2 separate regions of the Homo sapiens genome follow, and region 2 is linked to region 1. Evidence: chromatin loops called from intact Hi-C (ENCODE). Cell type or tissue: thyroid gland. All regions are shown on one strand. Each heading gives the region's core, and the rest is flanking DNA. Links, peaks and the distances in the headings are about the cores only.

Region 1 (2,923 bases), core at 269-2,768:
GACAATAATCCTAACAGTTATTAAATTTGTGGTTGCAAAACAAAATATTCAGAAATATCTCCTATATGTTACTTTTGTTAACTACAAAATATAATCTAGACAAGAAGTACTTTTCTTCTTTTTGGGGCCATCTGGTAGTGAACGTTTGTGGTATTGTATTTATTCCTCTTGCTAAGATACATGACTCATTCTATTTAATCCTATTCAAAAAGTATTTACTAATTTTCTGCTTTGTGCCTAGCATGGTGCTAGATACTACTGAAGTTTTAAAAGAAGTATATGGAAGACTCTCTGTCTTTAAAAAAGATAATCTACAGGCCAGGCGCGGTGGCTCATGCCTATAATCCCAGCACTTTGGGAGGCCGAGTCAGGCTGATCACAAGGTCAAGAGATCGAGACCAGTCTGGCCAACATGGTGAAACCCCGTCTCTACTAAAAATACAAAAATTAGCTGGGCGTATTGGCATTGTGCCTGTAATCCCAGATACTTGGGAGGCTGAGGCAGGAGTATTGCTTGAACCAGGGAGTTGGAGGTTGCAGTGGGCCAAGATCACACCACTACACTCCAGCTTGGCAACAGAGCGAGACTCCGTCTCAAAAAAAAAAGATAATCTACAATTTAGTTATAAAGGCAACACCTAATCTTTTACAATAGGAAGCTCTCAGGAGTGTATCATAACCAGAAATAAAATTAAATGTCAAAGTGTGTAATAAAGACAGTCATGGCTACGGAGAAAGATCAAGATGAGCTAGACTTGTCACAAAAAGATTCCAGGATGTGGTGGTATTTAAGCAGTACCCTAAAGGAGAAGCTTAGATCATTGGAGAATAATTCTCAGGTCTTTCCAGACAGGATAAGAGATAAAGCAGTTACACAGGCATACATATGCATGGTGTGTTTGAAGGCTATGGGATGAGGGAGAATGAAAAGAATGTCAAGCTTCTAAGCTTTGCTGCCTGCTTGGAAAGGGGGTATCACTAATAAAAATGTGAATGCTGACAGTGAGGAAAGATAAGGAAGGCTTTCATAATGTTGTGTTTAAGGACACAGTAGGGCATGTCTGTGGAATTACCCAACAGGCAACTGGAGATATGGAAAAAGATGAGAATAGAGATACACAGATTTGGCCACTACTAGAATGAAGATAATAGAAATGAATGAATGAATGAGATCTTTGAAAGCATAAGAAAAAGAGAAGAAAAAACTGGTAACAAAAAATGAATGCTAGAAAAAAAACTCTTACTTAAAAGGGAGATGAAAAGGAGACAAGGAAAATAATGAGTGGGACATAATTTAGATGATATAAAAAACAGGAATATTGTGTTGAAGCCTAAGAGAAAACCAGTAGAAAGGCCAAGAGATGCAGCCAGAGAGATCACTAGCTATGATAAGAATTAGTGATGTGGTATGTTGACAACACCACATTTTTTTTTTCCTTCAAAGTGTTTTTTGGTAGTGATTATTACTTTTCTTGGAGAGTAAACTGAAAATATTTTTCACGGAATTTGTCACTAGAGGGTGCTAGAGTTATTTAAGAAAGAAAACACTGACTACTGCAGGTAACCAAAACTCTGATGTGCCTATTCTAAAAGACAATGATTACATTTTCCTTAATGCAAAAGCTACTTTTACATGCTCTCTTAGTAATTAGACATCCATTTATGTTTAACAAGATTTTCTGAGTTAAAGAAAACCTGTGACATCAGCTGGCATGCTTTTTAATGCAGTGAAGAAAACGACAGGAGAACATTATTGCTTCCAAGCATCTGTTCTCATAGAATGACACCGGGTGCTAGCCACCAAGATTATGCTCCTTTAGATCACATCAGTAACATAAGAATCTTTGTCTACATTCTTGGGGTTCCTCTTCACAATGGAAAAAATATTTGCAGGATAAAAATATTTGAATATCAATCAAGTTCTTTGGATCAGTTCAGCTGCAAAGGTTTAATCGTAAGAAAAGAAATTCACTCAAGTTTCTCATCCATAAATGGTTACCTGTTCAAATCTGAAACATGATATCAACCTGATGAACATCAACCTGATGATTATCAAAAAGCTCATGATTTTATAAATATATGCCCAATCACCGTATCATCCTGCTGAGGCTTGGGAGGAGGAGGGAAACTGATAGGAACATGCAGCTCATGATATCTCTTGTGCCAGGAATTATCAAAGTCCTTTGTCTCTGACCTAAGAGTTTCATGTCTTCTGTCAATATCTATGAAATTGTGGCTAACTTGTTAGCTTGCAAGTAGAGTAAAATCTCAGATCTTTCACAGTTTCATGACAGTACAAGATTCCCCAGTGGGCCTGCTTTGTGATGTTCTGAGAATCTTTCCTCAAGGCCCAGACAGAGCTCACTTCTCCTATTCTTTTAATGATTTTATAAACAACTAATTTCCTATTTTGATCTAATTTCTGCTTAAATACTAGGGTGGTTTCTGTCTCCTGTACTGAACCCTGAATAATAAACATGTCCACTATACCATATCAGACTTTCACTTTAAACCTTCAAAATGCCATTCATTATTAAGCACTGTTCTCAACAGGGAAATATTTACCACTTAATCATCATTTGGAAACAATTTTGTTTTTGCTTTTTTTTAGGTAACAATCTAGCTCTGTAGCCCAGGATGCAGTGCAGTAGTGCAATCGCAGCTCACTGCAACCTCTGCCTCCTGGATTCAAGCAATTCTCCTGCCTCAGCCTCTTGAGTCAGGGGGGATCACAGGCACACACCACCATGCCCGGCTAATGTTTGTATTTTTAGTAGAGATGAAGTTTCACCATGTTGGCCAAGCTGGCCTCGAACTCCTGGGCTCAAGTGATCTGCCTGCCTCAGCCTCCCAAAGTGCTGGGATTAGGGGCATGAGCCACCACACCCAGCCCTGGAAACAATATTTTTAATTGTCCCATCAC
Region 2 (2,923 bases), core at 158-2,657, 290 kb after region 1:
CCCTGCCAAATAAGACATGTAGGCTTGAAGGTAGAGGCCAAGTATCATATGGAATTTTATTTTTATTAGGAAATATTAGAGGAGTTCCTTTAGTGAGGGAAGTGGTAGATGTGGATACTGTACCCCATTTTTCTTCCAGATAGCTGGGAAAACTGCATGCTTTTAAGAAGCTTTTTCACGTTTTAAAATGTGAGACTGTTTAGCATATACTTGGCATACAGTATGTGTTCATTAGATGTTAAAATAAGCAATTGCTAGTGTGAGTTAATTTTCTCCATTGGGTAAATGATTTTCCTCTGCCCAATGCTCAAATATCAAACAAGCATATTGCATTTTAACAGTAGGATCAGACTCAGAATTTGGGAGGATAGAGCTACTTTACCTTAGCACTGAGGTAACTTTGCAGATGAGAAATCTGAGATGGAGAGGTTAGGAAACAGTAAAGTTAAGTTAGTAGTATGCAAGCTATTATTTTATAACTAAAAAACGTTAAGCTTCGTATAGGTAAAACTGATGTGGGTTAGCTAAAAACATTGTGACCATAGATGCTTTAAAACCTGAAAAGTAGCATACCTATTTATAGATATTCTTTGCTCTCAAAGGCCAACTTGAAAAATACAGATAAGTCTAGAGCTATATGCTGTGCACTTCATAAGGCAGCATATGAAAGAGTCCTCTTGGGGTTCCTTTAATGTCATTCACCCAAAATTTGATTTATCCATAGGATTGCACAAATTGAGATGTACAGGTCATGGAAAAATAGCCCCCAAACAAAGGGAGGTTTTGTTTTTTATTGTGATGAGAAACAGAAGTTGTGGGTTACTGTAAAATAATCAACTGTGTAACTTTACCATCTTCCTTTCCCTCAAGTACTGCCAAACTTTTTAAGCAGACATTTTTTTGGTCTCCATTTATGAAACTAAACTTGAAAATAGTGCTATGGTATGATATTTTGAATAGAAATTGGCCCACTGTCAATGAACTTTCTTGCCATTTATTCTCAGCCTAGAATCAGTGGAGAGCTTATCCTTTAGTAATGGATTATAAAGTATTTGATAAACGTGAAATATTTGGCAGGTTCAAGATTTTCCTTAGCATTGAAATAAATTGTGGCACATTTGGGGGACTAGTTAACAGTGCTGTAGGTCATGCTGGAAGTGTGCTGGCACTACAACTGTTTTTGAAAAACTATCTGCCAGAAAATTGTCTGACTGTAGACAGCATTATCAGCCCTCAGTTCATCAGGATGGGCTCTGTGGCCTGTAGGTAGGTGGGTTTTCTAAATATAATAAATTTCATATGTCTCCCTATGTCACAGCCATTTAGTATATTATTAGCCAGTTAAAAGTTTTGCCCCTGCTGAATCTTACATGCTTTTAAAATAAAATCTATTTCACAGCTGAGTAAGTGTAAACATTTTAAATACCTGCGTTAGATTTGCCATCACCAGGCTAATTTTGCCATCTAGTGGTAGCAACATGGATAACAGGCAAGTTCTTCCCTGGATGACTAGGAATTGAACCTTCCTGAGAAGCATTGATGAGTAAATTACTTGTGTTTTCTCATTTGTGGTTTACTCTAGAACTTTAAAGCTGGAAGAAATCTTAGAAATGTTCTAGTCCAACTCAACAGTTAAGGACTATCAGAGAGATTCTTTAAAATAAAGGCTTCGAAATGCATGGCGGAGTTAGCAGGTGGTATGCATTTGTTGAATAGACAAATTTATCTATCCTGTTCTAATTCTTGTTTTTCCTCTAGCAATATTGCATCCTACCACTATGAAGTTTTATCGTGATCTTCTGTTTTTAGTTTTAAAATTGCATTTCTGTATATTATTTCTTAAAATAACACATTTTCATTTATATTTTAAGTCCCAGAAGGAAACATTCTTTTCTACTGTTTTTGTTTGTTTGCTTTGAGACAGGGTTGCCCTGTCTCATTCTAGTTGTCCAGGCTGGAGTGTAGTGACACAATCACAGCTCACTGCAGCGTCCACCTCCCAGCTTAGGTGATCCTCCCAACTCAGCCCAGAGTAGCTGGGACCACAGGCATGCGCCACCACACTTGTAGAGACAGGGTCTCCCTATGTTGCCCAGGCTACTCTCAAACTCCTGGACTCAAGTGATCCTCCCATCCCAGCCTCCCAAAGTGCTAGGATTACAGGTGTGAGGCACCGCGCCCGGCCCTTTTCTACTTTTTAATCACTCCCTACTACTACTACTTCTCTTTTCTTTTTTTTGACGGAGTCTCGCTCTGTTGCCCAGGCTGGAGTGCAATGGCGTGATCTCACCTCACTGCAACCTCTGCCTCCCGGTTCAGGGGATTCTCCTGCCTCAGCCTCCCCAGTAGCTGGGATTACAGGTACACAACAGCATGCCTGGCTAATTTTTGTATTTTTAGCAGAGACGGGGTTTCACCACGTTGGCCAGGCTGGTCTGGAACTCCTCACCTCAAGTGATCCGCCCACCTAGGCCTCCCAAACTGCTGGGATTACAGGTGTGAGCCACAGCCTCCGCCACTCCCTACTACTACTTTCTTTCTAAACAGTCAGGCAGACTGTTGTAAAAACTCGATTCTCACCTTTGTAAGTGTAGCAGTTTCCTACTGCTGCTGTAACAAATTACCGAAAACTCAGTGGTTTAAAACAACACAAATTTATTATCTTATGCATCTGGAGATCAGAAATCTAAAGTTTTGGCTGGGCACGGTGGCTCACGCCTGTAATCCCAGCACTTTGGGAGGCCGAGATGGGCGGATCACGAGGTCAGGAGATCGAGACCATCCTGGCCAACACGGTGACACCCCATCTCTACTAAAAATACAAAAAAAATTAGCCGGGCATGGTGGCGGGCGCCTGTAGTCCCAGCTACTGGGGAGGCTGAGGCTGAAGAATGGCGTGAACCTGGGAGGCGGAGCTTGCAGT

Evidence for each region. Peaks named below come from ENCODE experiments on the same cell type or tissue, not always from the same donor. Only the 100,000 strongest peaks of a DNase experiment are listed, where the experiment ranks them.
Region 2: it touches region 1 in a loop (6-fold over the local background); 104 of 110 quality-filtered maps call a loop at or near these places.

What each region holds. Positions count from the first base shown.
Region 1 is chr6:83,220,563-83,223,485 of GRCh38, forward strand. All of the region lies in intron 12 of ME1 (malic enzyme 1), which reads right to left. Among named protein-coding and RNA genes, the nearest start is that of RWDD2A, 29 kb to the left of the region's middle. In thyroid gland, for the core only: a CTCF peak has its summit at 1,514 (motif pointing right); no DNase peak of the experiment used is centred there.
Region 2 is chr6:83,513,597-83,516,519 of GRCh38, forward strand. The region is part of intron 1 of PRSS35 (serine protease 35); the gene reads left to right. Among named protein-coding and RNA genes, the nearest start is that of PRSS35, 2.5 kb to the left of the region's middle. In thyroid gland, for the core only: a CTCF peak has its summit at 1,453 (motif pointing left); no DNase peak of the experiment used is centred there.